Regions from separate parts of the Homo sapiens genome. Here region 1 is linked to region 2. A link is a loop called in an ENCODE intact Hi-C map of the cell type or tissue named here. Cell type or tissue: heart left ventricle. All regions are shown on one strand. Each heading gives the region's core, and the rest is flanking DNA. Links, peaks and the distances in the headings are about the cores only.

What was found. Peaks named below come from ENCODE experiments on the same cell type or tissue, not always from the same donor. Only the 100,000 strongest peaks of a DNase experiment are listed, where the experiment ranks them.
Region 1: it touches region 2 in a loop (2.3-fold over the local background); 6 of 110 quality-filtered maps call a loop at or near these places.

The regions. Positions count from the first base shown.
Region 1 is chrX:96,551,413-96,558,880 of GRCh38, reverse strand. No RefSeq gene overlaps it. Among named protein-coding and RNA genes, the nearest start is that of DIAPH2, 130 kb to the left of the region's middle. In heart left ventricle, for the core only: no CTCF peak of the experiment used is centred there; no DNase peak of the experiment used is centred there; H3K4me3 peaks cover 687 bases; H3K27ac peaks cover 346 bases.
Region 2 is chrX:96,681,775-96,689,242 of GRCh38, reverse strand. It overlaps DIAPH2 (diaphanous related formin 2), which reads right to left and starts at 4,401. Exons shown (of 27, transcript NM_006729.5): 1 at 4,053-4,401. The coding sequence starts at 4,184. RefSeq lists enhancers at 3,184-3,897, 3,898-4,613. In heart left ventricle, for the core only: CTCF peaks have their summits at 4,223 and 4,433; DNase peaks (open chromatin) are centred at 4,112 and 4,522; H3K4me3 peaks cover 2,876 bases; H3K27ac peaks cover 1,611 bases.

The DNA of each region.
Region 1 (7,468 bases), core at 1,343-6,342, 130 kb after region 2:
AAGGATGAAATTGCCATCCACTGAGATGAAGAAGGCTGCAGGTAGAGTAGGTTTGGGAGAAGATCAGGAGTTCAGGTTTGAACATGTTGAGTTTGAACTGTCTCTTGGATATGCAACAAGAGGTGTCAGCTATCATGTTCAATCCTGCTAATAGGTTAGGTAAGATGAAGACAGAATTAATTATAGATTTAGCAATTTGGAGTTCAATAGTCCTCTTAATGAGAGCAGTATTGGTGGACTTGAGGAGAGGGCTGGGAGCTGATTAGGTGGTCTTAAGAGTGTGGAGGAGACCAAATGAAGACAGGAAACATAAGCAACTCTGCTGTTTGCTGTCTGATCCAAAGCCATGATTGGGGTAATAGGATGGGGTCAAACTTTTTGGCTGCTTCTTGTGGGACTCAAGCCTGTTATCATTTGGTTGCCCTATGGTCCGTTTATATTTAAGTTTCTGCCATGTCTGCACTAGAAGCACTCCTGAAGCTCTTCTCACTCTTCAGGAGCCCTTCCTGTGCACCTTTGGGCTGCCCCTCCCTTCTTCCCTTCCTTCTTCTTTCTGTCATCTCATCTTTTGGGCATTTCTTACTTTTTCTGATCCCCGAGGGCACCAGTTTCTGTTTCTCAGTGTGCCATATCCACTCAATCTCCTCATTTTACCTTTTGAAACTTCAATTTCCTTACCTAGAAAATGTGCAAAAGAATGGCTGCTTTATTGTGGATTTATGGGGGTCAAATGAGATTATATAAAGTACAGTTCCTTGTAAATTGTATACTCTAAAAAAACGAAATGCTAATTTTATGTTAGCTGTTACTTTTAGAATTTAAAGGGTGGTTGATTTCATTATTGTGATATGGAATATCACTCTTTTCTATTTTCTAAACGTAATTGTTTTTAGTGAATTTAGACGGCTTGCATTTTAATGACAACCTACTTACAATCTCCAATTGTAGTTAGCAGTACTATGGGAAGTGGGGCCAAGGATGTTTAGACCCATTTCTGATCCTAAGTTTTATTCTGCCAAATGACATGTTGAATTTAAAATAATGGACCTCCTCACTACCCCTTTATAAATGTTTATACAGATTTTCTCCCACCAAATTATTAGCTACTTTAAGGGAAAGTATGGAGTCTTATTTTTGCTGTATTCCCAGTGCCTTGAAAAGCATTTGGCACATAGTAGGCACTCATTTATGTTTATTTTTTGGAAATTGATCAGACTTGAGCAATGATTTTTGTTTGCACTGACTTGGGAGATATTATTAGTGTGATGCAAATTTTGCTTTAAAATATTCTAACAAGGTTTTACTGGTAGGCCAATAGTACCTATGGTGTGAGTATTAGTTTTAGGCAGAAATAAATTGCCTTTTAGGACTAAACATCATGGATGTTTACAATCTAAACACTAATAGTAACTTAAGAAGCTAAAAAGGCTATGCTTATTAATAGCTGCTATTACTGATACTGTCTCCAATGTCAAAATAACCTTAAAGTCTCACATCTAGTAAAGTACAGAACCAGAAGGCATACTACCGACTACCTGAATTCAAAGCCAGTGATCCCAACTCCAAACTCCTCTAATATGTTTTAAGCCAAGTGCGTAAGGAATATAAGTTGGCAGTAGCCTCAATTTCAGTTTTCTGTTCTTAAGGAACAGTATTTATAATCTTTTTGCTTGGCTTATTCACTTTACTCTGAGGGTTAGCGATATAGAGTGATATTTGATCCTCTTACTCTGTGTCATGCTAACGTGCTATTTTTCCCCTATTTCCTTTCTTTCTCTTTCTCTTTCTTTTGGTTGTTCTGACCCACACTGAGGCTCTGGAAGGTCTTGTAAGTTTTAATCCCTAATGTTTCCACAGGAAGAAGAGAAATGGCTTTTTTCCACAAGACTATATCTAATTTTAGTATTGTTTATGCAGTGACTTTGAAAGTATGTTTTCAAATTGCTGTTAGTCTCTTTGTGTAGCCCTTGTGGCCTAAGCAACAATCAAAATTAAATGTTAATACATTTAGAGGGAGAAAAGAGCCTGATATAGCAAAATTAAACAAATATTTAATAGGTTCCTACTATGTGTCAGCATAATTTTAGGCTCTAAGGGAACACAGCAGTGGTTTTATTTTTAATCAAAAAAGTAAAGACAAAAAAGGATGCATTTATGCTAAAAACTGATTTAATGGCAATAAAAATGTATTTTAAAATTTCTCAACAGATGATGTAATTTCTTCTTGAAACAGGTTATATACCTTTGCGGATTTAACATCTGTAGTATAATCATTTTATTTTAAATGAGTAAAACCAAACAGTAATGTTACTTGCCCATTTTTCCTTTTTTCTCATTTGGTTGCCTCAAATCATTTGCTAAATATACATTTTCATCTTAGTCTCTTTGTAACAACTATTAATTTAAAGCAATTTGTGGTACTAAATGCTTCCACCTGGATGAAGACTTCTGCTCAAAGCTTCTCTATTTTGTTTTTCTGGAGTTATGTGCTATTCGCCAGAAAAAAAGAGACTATAATATTTATCATATGTTAGCAAAATCTAAAATCTTAGAGTTAACCTACTTTTTAATGCTTTGGCAGGAATTTTAATAGTTATACATCAAGGGTGAATACAGCTATTTTTTTTAGGGGGAAGGAATTTAAAATTCCTTAGCAAATTTTATCTCTCATCAACTTTTCTATATGTACCCTGTGAGGAAGGTGAATATAGAATATGTTTTTATTCCTGTTATATTGTTGGCAACACGTGGCCTTGTCAAAGAATGGCTCCTTAGAACTGTGTCTAGTAGCTTTGGAGCAGATAGTAGATTCTTCCCTACTTCTGCTCTATCCAGTTCTTCTGACCTACCTTTTTCTCTTCATTAGTCAACACCCTTTGGCCATTGAATACTTGTTCATATATTATTCTGATACTACTTGTTAACTGCTTCTAACTACTGTACACTAACTTTATATAAATTTTAAATTTTACATAAATTTTAATGATTTCAAATTTAAAAATCCTTTTTCTTATTTAAAAAAAAAACCTTTAGCTTCTTCTTCAACACATACCATGTTGGTAAGCACACAGTAGGAACTCAGTAATCATTTTGGGTTCATTCATTTAGTCAACACCTAATGATTGGTACAAGCAATGTGGAGCACTGAATAGGAAGTCAGAAGAACTTGATTCGAGGTTGAGCTCTACTATTTACTAGCTATATCATTTTAAGCTTTTCACAATCTCTCTGAGCAATTGTTCCTTCTTTAAAATGAAAGTGACTAAACTACATTTTTTTCCCCAAATTCCTTTCAATTCTATGATTCAGTGATCCAAAGGAGTGAATAAGAGTTTTCCATGCCAGGCGTGGTGGCTTATGCCTGTAATCCCAGCACTTTAGGAGGCCGAGGCGGGTGGATCACCTGAGGTCAGGAGTTCGAGACCAGCTAGGCCAACATGGAGAAACCCCGTCTCTACTAAAAATACATAAATTACCTGGGTGTGGTGGTGTGCACCTATAGTCCCAGCTACTCAGGAGGCTGAGGCAGGAGAATTGCTTGAATCTGGGAGGCAGAGGTTGCAGTGAGCCAAGATCATGCCGTTGCAGTGAGCCAAGATCATGCCATTGCACTCTGGCCTGGGTGACAGAGCAAGACTCCATCTCAAAAAAAAAAAAAAAAAAAGAGTTTTCCACGTTTCTAATTTCCCACCCATGCCTTATAATGCCTTGTAGTTACTGAACGTTCTGCCATTCTCTGGGGTTTTATATTTACAGCTTTGTTTGATGGTATATAACAAAATGATTTTTAAATAGAACTCTAATACAGTGCGGTATATTTAGTGGATAATTAGTATATAAAGAATAAAAAGGCATATTTCTTTCCAGAGTCTATTGTTTTTCCAGGCACAGTAACCAATGGTTTGAAAACATATCCCTCAAGGGATAACGAGTCTTTTTCTCTTTAATGCTTGCCCTAACATATTTGCTTTATTTTTAGCTGAATAGAAGATCTGTGTGTTATAGACCACATTTCTTCAAGCTGGCCTTCTTTTTGACATATGCAATTTTTCTAATCACAGTTTTTTGGGAGAGCAAGACTGTGCATGCTGATAGAAAAGACAGCAGAATCAGACAATTTTAGGGATAATTAGACCAGTCATGAAAATAAGGACTGGTCTATGTGTGTAGGACCTTAGAAAAAATCAGTCTTGGATAAGTATGTAAATAAATCTTTATAAAAATCAAGTTCTTGATCAAATAAGAAAAAAAAACCTGACAAGAAATTAACATAATCTATCTCACTCTCATAAAGTTGTTGCAAGGATTTAATAAGATTTAACACAAAGATATTACTGTATATCTTAAACATCTCTCCTTACCTCTGATGTCCATTGTGGGGTAAAGAGATGGGAACACTCCTCGGTGCCTCTGGGAGGCACTATTACTATTGGTGAAGACCCCCAAATCTACATTTCAACCTTAACTTCCAATTTTAATCTCTCTCTCTCTTTTTTTTTTTTTTAATTTTTTAATAGAGATGCAGTCTCACTATGTTGCTCAGGCTGGTATCAAACTCCTGGGCTCAAGTAATCCACCCGCCTCAGCCTCTCAAAGTGCTGGAATTACAGGTGTGAGCCACCGTGCCAGGTCTTAACTTTGAATTTGATATTTCCAACTGTCTATCAGGGATTATGTATATGATAGTAAATCCCACTATCATTACGAAATCAATAAAATAACACTCAAATTGATCACTTTCCCCCCATCCCAATTATTTTTCCTGTCAAATTTCCTAATTTTTCTCTAAGTCAGTTTTTTCCCAGTGCAAACCAGAAAGGAAAGATGACTTAGGCTTTGCCCAAGGAGGTCGAACGTCAAAGAGGGAGCAACATCTAGAAAAAAAGTGGCTAACTAGAGTCTCAGAAATTGGAGCGGTGGAGCAGAAAAGAAGCCGGAGAAAGAAAGGAGATTTAGAAAGTGAATGATTCAAAGACAAGAAAAAGCACGGTGGAATTGAAGGACAGTTCAGAAACTAATTATACAAATTGGGTTCATTTGTTTCACCATTCCTCTTACATGGCTTAAGCACTGTTTGGGGGCTAGAGTCTTACTTTTAAAGGAACCAGAAGGTATAGTAAAATTTCTAATATAAACACTTCTTTCTGTTTTGAAATCTCAATTCTTTGAAGGCATCTTAGAATCTTCATTCCCTATTATATTCTACCAACTAAGCAGTACACAACAAACACTTACTAGGATTTAATTACTTTGGGGTTAAATGAAGAGACATTTTAAATTGCTTCCTCTCCTAGGCTTCTTATACTCATCTTTTCTACCGCATTACCACCGTAAGCCTAGCCCAGACAAAGAAATATCAAGTCCAAACTTCCCACTTTAGTATTTGAGTTCTTTCAAAATCAGACCTCAATTTATTTCCAACCTTATCTTTTCCTGCTGCCCATCAGAATCTTTCCACTTATCTAAACCAGTCTCCATTCATTATATCTTGATCTTTTGTTTCTTTGTCTTCCTTGTGAATATCCTTGCCCCTCATGTCATCTTAATCCAATATCCCTTAAGACTCAGTTTAAGTCCTATCACTTCTGGGAAACCTTCTATGTACATTTCAGTGAATGTGAATCTCACTTTTTTTGAATTTCTATTGTAACTCCTGCTGTGTCATACATGTTGGTACCTAACCATTTTTTTTTCTCTTAAATGGTATACATGTCTTCACTTCCTAGAGAAGGCATGTCTTTGAGGGAAAATACTATATACATTTATACTTCTTTTGTGTCTCCCACAATACTTAACAAAAATGGTTTTTGAATGCATGATTTATGTTCAGTACAGAAATAGAAGGAAAAGAGGGTGATGATGAAACAATATAAACCTAAGTTTCACTTTATTATGCAAGCGATCAAGAAAACACCTTAAAAACTGAAAATGGCCTTGACATTCCAAATTCACAATAATAACACAATGTATGACTGTATGTCATTGTTGCAATATGTAACTGTATATAATAAACAGGGTAGACAGCATTCTAAAGCAAGTATTTAAAGTTGAAAACAGTTCAACATAAAAAACCTTTTTACTTTCAAATATATTTGATAAATTTGAAGAGGATTTATGCACACTGGATTTTAGAAAGAATCTATTGAGCTTCTAGAAAACAGGAAAATGACCACAGAAACAAGTCATTTTAAAAAATAAAGTCATATCATATCCAATGGGCTTTTAATAACATAATTGCTGTTTTGCTTCTTTCAAAACTTGAAATAAAATTGTTGCCACTGAATTCAGATTTTGACGTCAGTGATATAACTATTCCCACATATCCCAGGGAACAATTTAAAACCTTGATAACAAAAGTCTTGAAGAAACAAGCAAGCCATTGAAGGCAAGAACTCTTCTGAGGCTATTATCACTTAGTGAGGTAAAAATAGATGAAACTTGTAATTGTTACAAATATTATTTTCCACATAGGCAAACTTTAAGCAAAGAGAAACCTTAAACTAGAAAAATGTTACCTGAACATCTCTGAAATGGAGTCTGGTTTATTGGTCTGGGGACTATAAAATAATCACAAAATTAACTCATTCTGAATAAGATGCTAATTTTGAACCACTTCATGAAATTGACATGCGTGCCTTTAATAGCTCATTTTCTTTTTTTCTTTCTGATTTTTTTCTCCTTAACATTTTATAAATGTCATAATACACATTAAGAATCACGATGCCTCCCCTGTATTTCTGAGATCATTATCTTGGATATTACTGCACAGTTTCAAACATTTGAAATGCTGACATTGATTGATAAAGTTATTCATAATACATGCCTATTGCTGATTTAATTACTTTGAGGTTAAATGAAGAGGCATTTTAAATGGTGTGCTTTAATATAGTTCAATTATTGAAAACAAATCAAACAAGAAATATGTTTCAGAAAAGAAAGATGATAAAAGGACATCATTTCTGTGAAAAACTTTATTTTTAAATGTAGAATATTTATAAATTAATGGCGCACACAAAAGATGAATTCCTTGTCCTTTCTCTTTAAATATCAGCATCATCAAATACTAAGCGCCTGTAAATATCTACTCTAATTGATTTCATGCTTTTCCTTGACCTTGATACAAAGCTGGATGTGTCCCTAAAGAGCTAAATACCCGTTTAGTCCTTCTGCTTTGGTGGGGCTAACTGATTCCTTCCTATTGCGAAATCATTTGCTCCCCAAACACTGTTCCCTCTAGGATTTAACCTCTCTTCTCAAAAGTACGCGTATATGCCACAGCCTATCATACTAATGCTATCTGCATGGCTTGTCAGTAAAACAAGCCTGCAGTGATGGGAGTGCTGCAGCTTTTAGTGCAGTTTCAAGCATAATACAGTCAGCTCATGTCGGGAGATGATGTAAGATGAAGTTTCAGGGCTGTGATGAAAAGGTCTTCAAATCTAAATAGCTTCTGCAAGGCAAATGGTTC
Region 2 (7,468 bases), core at 1,568-6,567:
TCTCTTTTCTAGCAAGTCTACCATGTGTACCCTTTGTTTCAGCCATATTCATCTAAGTGAACTTTCTTTATTGGATATGCTCCCTTATCTGTTTACCTTTGTATATGTTGTTTTTTCAACCTAGAATGCCTTTCCCTCACCTATTTTCTTCAGCCTTCAGCTGCAAATGTCACCTACTGCGATAAGCCTTTTCTTACTCAAGCATGCAATTCTACGTAGATGCCTCTCCATGACCACCCCCAACCATGCATATTCCTATAGCAACTTATCACACTGCTTTTTTTTTTTTCCTTAAAGAGATGGGTTCTCTGTCGCCAAGGCTGTAATACAGTGGTATAGTCACAGCTCACTGCAGCTTCAAACTCCTGAGCTCAAGAAATCCTCCTGCCTTAGCAGCCTGTGTAGCTGGGATTATAGGCACAAGCTACCACGTCTGGCTCACATTGCATTTTAAGCATTAATTAACTTCCCTGTCTGTCTCAGTAGACTACAAGTATCTTTGTATCACCAACCCTTAGAATTATGCCTAGCACACAGTAGGTACTCAGTAAACCTGTATTGCATAAATGAAATCATTGTTGCTCATACCTTATCATTAAAAATCAAGACTGGGTGCAGTGGCTCAAGCCTGTAATCCTAGCACTTTGGGAGGTGGAGGTGGGTGGATCACTTGAGGTCAAGAATTCAAGACCAGCCTGGCCAATATGGTGAAACCCCGTCTCTACAAAAATACAAAAAAGATTAGCTGGGCCTGGTGGTGCACACCTGTAATCCCAGCTGCTAGGGAGGCTGAGGCAGGAGAATCGCTTGCACCCAGGAGGCAGAGGTTGCAGTGGGCCGAGATCACACCACTGCACTCCAGCCTGGGCAACAGAGCGAGACTCCGTCTCAAAATAAATAAATAAATAAAAACATAATTTATCCAGTTGTAAACAAATAACCAAATAGGAAGTTACATAATAACCAGAAAAATTAACTAATTTGACTTTACTGTTTGAAGAACCAAAGGCTTCAGAAATTATGCAGGAACACAAAGTCAAAAATGCAAAAACATCAAATACTGTTAGGTCACTCTACACTACCGTGTGGTGTGGGGTGCGGTGTTCTGCATCAACATTGGCCTCTCTTAATGGTTAAGTCACTGCCTTAAATAAGTAGGATTCAAGATGTAGTTCCTTCACAACATTTATAGAGCTTTCTCTTCTACTCAATTTAACAAAATGCATTCCATGGTTGACATCAAATTACAAATTAATCTAAGATTCATGCTGTTTGATGACATGTTGCAATCTGGGCCTAACCAAAATAGTTACATAAAATCCAAAACTCTACTACTAATGCATTATTCAAAATGTGATGAGTCCAAGACAGGAATGCCTTATTTTAAAAGAATCAAAACAAAAGGGTCATTATGAGGATGCTTATATGAAAAAAACTGAAGTGAATTCCATTAAATTTTTATTTAAGTAATCTTAAATAGAAATCATTATAGTGTTGAAATGCCACTCTGAAAAATTTCTCACTAATACTCATTAAAAAGTTGAGGATATAAATGAAAGCAGTTCCTCTCTATAGAAAATCTGCTTTCCAGGCTGACCAACATGGTGAAATCCCGTCTCTACTAAAAATACAAAAATTAGCTGGGTGTGGTGGCACGTGCCTGTAATCCCAGCTACTCAGGAGGCTGAGGCAGGAGAATCACTTGAACCCGGGAGGCAGAGGTTGCAGTGAGCCAAGATCGCGCCACTGGACTCCAGCCATGGCAACAGAGCGAGACTTCGTCCCAAAAAAAAAAAAAGAAAAGAAAATATGTGTTCCATTTCCATTTTTCCAGAATTCTGAGGAACTAAATGAAAACAACCAAACTACACAAGCCTTATACCTTATGAATCCATTATACTGGAGCGACTGAATTAATTTTCCTCTGTAGCGGAAATTTTAATCTATGTAGACATTGAGTAGTTAACTTCTTTTTTACCACTAGAAGAATTCGTTTCAATATCAATCACCTGTGTGGTCAATGCCATTTCCCCTTCTTCCCTACTCAGTAACTTAGAGTGGAATCAACTATTCTTTCCTTTACTTTCTATCTTTTGTAATGCCATAGTTCTTACTCTTCTATAGGTAATGGATGCCTTTGAAAAACTGATGAAAGCCATGGGGCCCAGAAAAATAAATGTACCCATATACACTCAAATATTTTCATACAATTTCAGGAGTTTAAGAACCCCTATGCCCCAAGATCACCTACACAAATAATTTCTATCACCATATGGCTCTCTTTTATAATCCCATACCACAACTCCTTTACACTCATATACACACACAAATTAAGGACTAGTTCAGAGATTATTAACATAATACTCAAAATAAAAAAATTTCATCTAAGTAAAGTTGTATCTTACTAGCAAACTTCTAAGAATCCCAGATGAATTCTTTCCTGAAAAGCTTACTAAATCTTACTGTTTGGTCAACTTGCTTGCCTTAAAATGTGCCACAATGTCTTCCTAAATTTGTTTTTGTTAACTCTGACACATCTGCTTGTAAAATCACGTAAGGCTCAAAAGTTATGTTTGAGCAAAAAAAGAAAATTCATGTTAATATTAACAAACTCTTGGATTCAAATCTTGTTCTACCGTATCAAGCTATGTTCAACACGGAACAGTGAAGTTAGCTAGGAACCGGAACAGTGAAGTTAGCTAGGAACTGAAAATGATACGATCTCATAACTATCTAGTTACCTTGTCAAAGCAAGTAAAACATAAAAGATGAATCAGGACAAATGGCTAAAGGGAAGAGAAGAATATAATCAAGGTGTTACTACTAACAGAGATAAGTGTTTTTTTTTTTCTCGAAAGCATACTTCTTAAAAGTGGCAGATTCTTGCTAGACGTACCAAACCATTTGTGGAAACTATCAGTTAACTTTTTACTTAAATTTTTAATCACTGATTAAACCACAGTTTTGTACTGGATCCAAACCAAATGGCCAGATGCCATAAGAAACGGCTTTATTTATATGTCACCCTCTCCTTGTCTATTATAATCAAGTTGGTAGTTAAAGCTGAAATCTATACATTCAACATGTGGCTTGTGCTTCGGATCTGGACTAAGAATACAGCTCTAAGGAGTATCTGCTGAATTTGTACAGGAAAACCCTTTCCCCTCACACCACCCAAATTAGAAAGTTTACAAAAAGCGGAACCCTTCTGATGAGCTGAGGAAACTCCAGTATTTCCCAATGCAATACCAGGCCTCATCGATTTCATTCCTCTGCACATTCAGTGGCAGGAAATGGACTGCTACCATCGGTTCACACTATCAGCACGGTGAGATTTGCACAGTTTGTGCCTACTGCTTTTGAGCGTTCTTAATCAACTAAGTGGAAGTACTGTATGACTATGCCTATTACACACACTCGACAGTTGGTGGTACCTCACCCAGCCTCAAACTCCCACGCGCCCCCACCCTTCCAAAGAAACATTTCTTGGGAGAGCACATGGAGAGAGGCAAGGAGGAGGAAAAAGGCACGTAGGCGCCTCTTCCTGAGATTTCTGGTAAAGTAGAAAGACTGGGAGCATAAATAGTGTTCTTCTTGATTTGCGAAGCTGTAGGTGGGCTCCCAAGGACTTGGAATAAAAAGGAGGGAGGTTCCCCTGCCCCGGACCCTACGCGTTAGGAGGCAAAACAGCAACTAACAAGAAGTGGGAGGAGAATGGAATCGCGCAAAGGTTTGCGCCCACAAGTTAGACAAACAACAGCCCTACCCAGTACTCGGGGTGTCCCCAAGTTGGGGCTGGGCCTTTCTCCTTCCCGCACCGCCTCCCGGGCTGACAAGAGTGAGAAAGGGGTTAAGTAGAGAAGGGGGTGCTCTTCCGCCCCCACGCCGTCTCCGCGCCTCGGCGTGGCCACTCCTTTAGCGGCTCCCCGAGTTGCACAGCGAGGTCGCGGTCATCCTTGGGAGGGGGCCCCGGGTGCCCCCGTGTTCAATGGCAGGAGGATCCCGGGGCTCTCCCTGTCCCTAAGGCCGGCGGGGGCTGCGGGAGCACTCACCAATTTGGGTTTGTTTTTCGTTTCCTCTTCATTGGCGGCCCGGTTCCCCGCGCTCCGCTTGTTGCTCCGGCCCCCACCGGGTTCCTCGCTGCCGCCTCCCGCTCCCGACGCCGCCGCCCCGGGCTGCTCCATCTTTCTCCGGCCCTGTCACCTGTGCCCTGTAACCCCACCTCTCCTCAACTGAGAAAGCACCTCGGGGCGCTCACACTGCCCCGCGCTGACTCGGCGGCACCTCTTCCTGAGGGAGAGAGTGTCTGCCCGGGAAGCTGCCGATTTCAGGCCCCCGGGACTCCAGGCTCCCAGGCACCCCCGACGCAACCACGCCGTTGCCACTACTCGGCGCTGGGGCAAGCCCTGCCCCTGAGCAGTTGCAATTACCACGGTCGCCGCCGCCCTCAGGGCGGTGTTTAGGGTGGAGGGAAAAGTAGGTGCCTATCTCTTTAAGAGGGCCTCAACACACGTGATTCTTCAAAGTGCCCGCATCGGCCGCCCGGGCGCGCAAAGCTGCTTCCTACTCCCGCAGCCGAGCCGGCCCCAGCTACTGAGCATGCCCGGCGCGGTGACTGGAGCCTAACAGAGCACTTTCAGCTGCGGTTAGGCACTGATTTCACTTCCTAGTGGCCCAGCGAGAACAGGGAGGGAACTAGTCAAGAGAAAGGAAGGGTAGCCCATTTTAGAGATGGGGAAACTGAGGCCCGGGAAGATCCGCCTGTAAGTTTCACTGGCGGGTCAACCTGAGTATCAGCTTTCACTTCTGTGGGCCACAGCACCTTCCCTCCCTGAGGCCTCTCCGGGGGTGTGGTCCTGCTACAGTCTGTGGAAAGACTTGATTGGCAAGGGAACTGGCATCCTATAGGAAAACCACCGGGAGTGCTGATTAATTGCCTCGACAGACTGTGTGTGGGTCAGAGTGGAAAGAGTGAGTGCTTTCTGTTGTCGTGATTACGTTGTGACCGAAGAAATACAGTTGTTCCTTTATTCCCTTGCTGCAGGGTTGTTGAAGCAGCAGGCGCCCACCGCTTAATCCCTAGGGGATTGTTAGGTTCTATAACCAAAACACTTACATACAGCTAGCAATTGAATTGAGTGCTATTTTCAGGTTCCCGAACTAGTTTAGAGTTGTTGTGGGGAGTGAATAAGATCATGTGTGTCAAAGCTTTGTTGTAAATGAAAATCCCTAGACAAATGCTAGGTGTTTTTGTGCAGCAGCAGGGCACTGTTGGGACGATAGTCTTAAGTCCTTGCGTCATACCTAGCATTTTGTCCTCAGGACAAAATATAGTACCCACACTGTATTTCTTCCATCCTCTTTAAATGATGCCCTTTAAAAGTAAAGGTACACACTGAGAACATTAGACGGGGTGGGTAGGATTTGAATGAACCACCATCATAGAATAGGAGCACATATGCTAGGAAAGCTACCTATAAAGTAAATTTAAATATGAAATCTATAAACATGCCATACACCTATTACTGAAGATATCTCCAGACTATGACTCCTTTTGACCTTCTCCCCTTCGGCCTAAATTTAATATGCTGAATGGAATTTGTATCTGAACATATTTATTGAGAGTGCATTAGGATGCATTTGACCATGCTATAGGTGCAAGGAGACAGCTAACTTGGGCAGTAGAATGAAAAGAACACCAGATATCTGAAAACAGCTTTAATTCTAGCTTTGTCATTGTCATTAACTTTCTTTTTTTTTTAATTCTGAGACAGAGTTTCCCTCTTGTTGCCCAGGCTGGAGTGCAAAGGTGCAATCTCAGCTCACCGCAATCTCCACCTCCCGGGTTCAAGCGATTCTCCTGCCTCAGCCTCCCAAGTAGCTGGGATTACAGGGACCCACCACCACGCCCAGCTAATTCTGCATTTTTAGTAGAGATGGGGTTTCTCCGTGTTGGTCAGGCTGCTCTCAAACTCCTGAGCTTAGGTGATCCGCCTGCCTTGGCCTCCCAAAGAGCTGGGATTACAGGCGTGAGCCACCGTGCCCGGCTGACTTTCTTTTTAATCATGGAGGTGTGACTTCTCTACTCCTAAGGTGGCAAGCTACCAAAGGACAGCAGAGAAGAGGGAATACATGCTCCCAAACAGGGTGCTCAAGGAGCCCCATGGTAACTTTGCTTTGTTGAAGTTCCCGTTTTACTTACTTAAAGTTTAGTGTATATTTTGAATTCAACTCACTACATACACACACACACAAACACAATTTATATAAATGTCTCCTCTCCTGAAAAATTGAGTCAAAATGGGTGCTTCAGAAAGACATGACCTGTTTAGCCAATGCGTAATTCCTGTTTGTGCCATAGGTGTGGTCCATAGCTGAGGGCCCTCCAAGCGCAAACATGGTTCAGTAATCTGCCCAGTAGACATTTCTTCAGCTCCTTAGAGTACACTAGGTGATACAGAGTGTCATGAGTAAGAAGGATGAAGATGACACAGTTTCCGCCTTTTAGAACTTCAGAGCCTACTGGGAGAGACAGACCATTAAAGAACTGCACTGCACTATAACAGATATGAACAGGAAGCCTTTGAAGCACATGAAAGAGGTAACTATCGGAGTGTCAGAGGCTCAGGGACACCTTCCCAAAGAAGATGATGTTTGAGCTGAGTCTTAAGGGTCTGATTCAAGTTAACATTTGTTGGCAGCCTACTAAGTGTGAGGTACTGTGCAAGGCATCATGAGTACAGTGGTGAACAAGACAGACATGGTTTGGTCTTAGGGAGCTTTCATGCTATCGGGAAAGATATATATAGTTTCACTCTTATTGCCCAGGCTAGAGTGCAATGGCGCAATCTCAGCTCACGGCAACCTCCGCCTCCCAGGTTCAAGCGATTCTCCTGCCTCAGCCTCCCGAGTAGCTGGGATTACAGGCATGTGCCACCACGCCTGGCTAATTTTGTATTTTTAGTACAGATTGGGTTTCTCCATATTGGTCAGGCTGGTCTCAAACTCCCGAACTCAGGTGATCCGACTGCCTTGGCCTCCCAAAGTGCTGGGATTACAGGCATGAGCCACTGCGCCCAACCTTGGGAAAGATATTAAAAATGTATTAAGCAATTACAAGGCAAATAAGGACAGTGAAGGGCATTCAGGCAAAGGAAATGACAATAGCATGTGCAGAAGCCCTGTGGTTAAGAAATTGGTGGGGAGCTGGGGAGACTGTTGGCAGGAGAAGCAGCAGAACAGATAAGGAGTTTCCAGATTGAAGCCCCCTACTTAATAAGTTTCATTACTGTTGTTTAAAAAGTGGAAGGGGGTCAGGCACGGTGGCTCACGCCTGTAATCCCAGCACTTTGGGAGGCTGAGGTGGGTGGATCACCTGAGGTCAGGAGTTCGAGACCAGCCTGGCCAACATGGAAAAACCCAGTCCCTACTGAAAATACAAAAATTAGCAGGGCATGGTGGCAGGTGC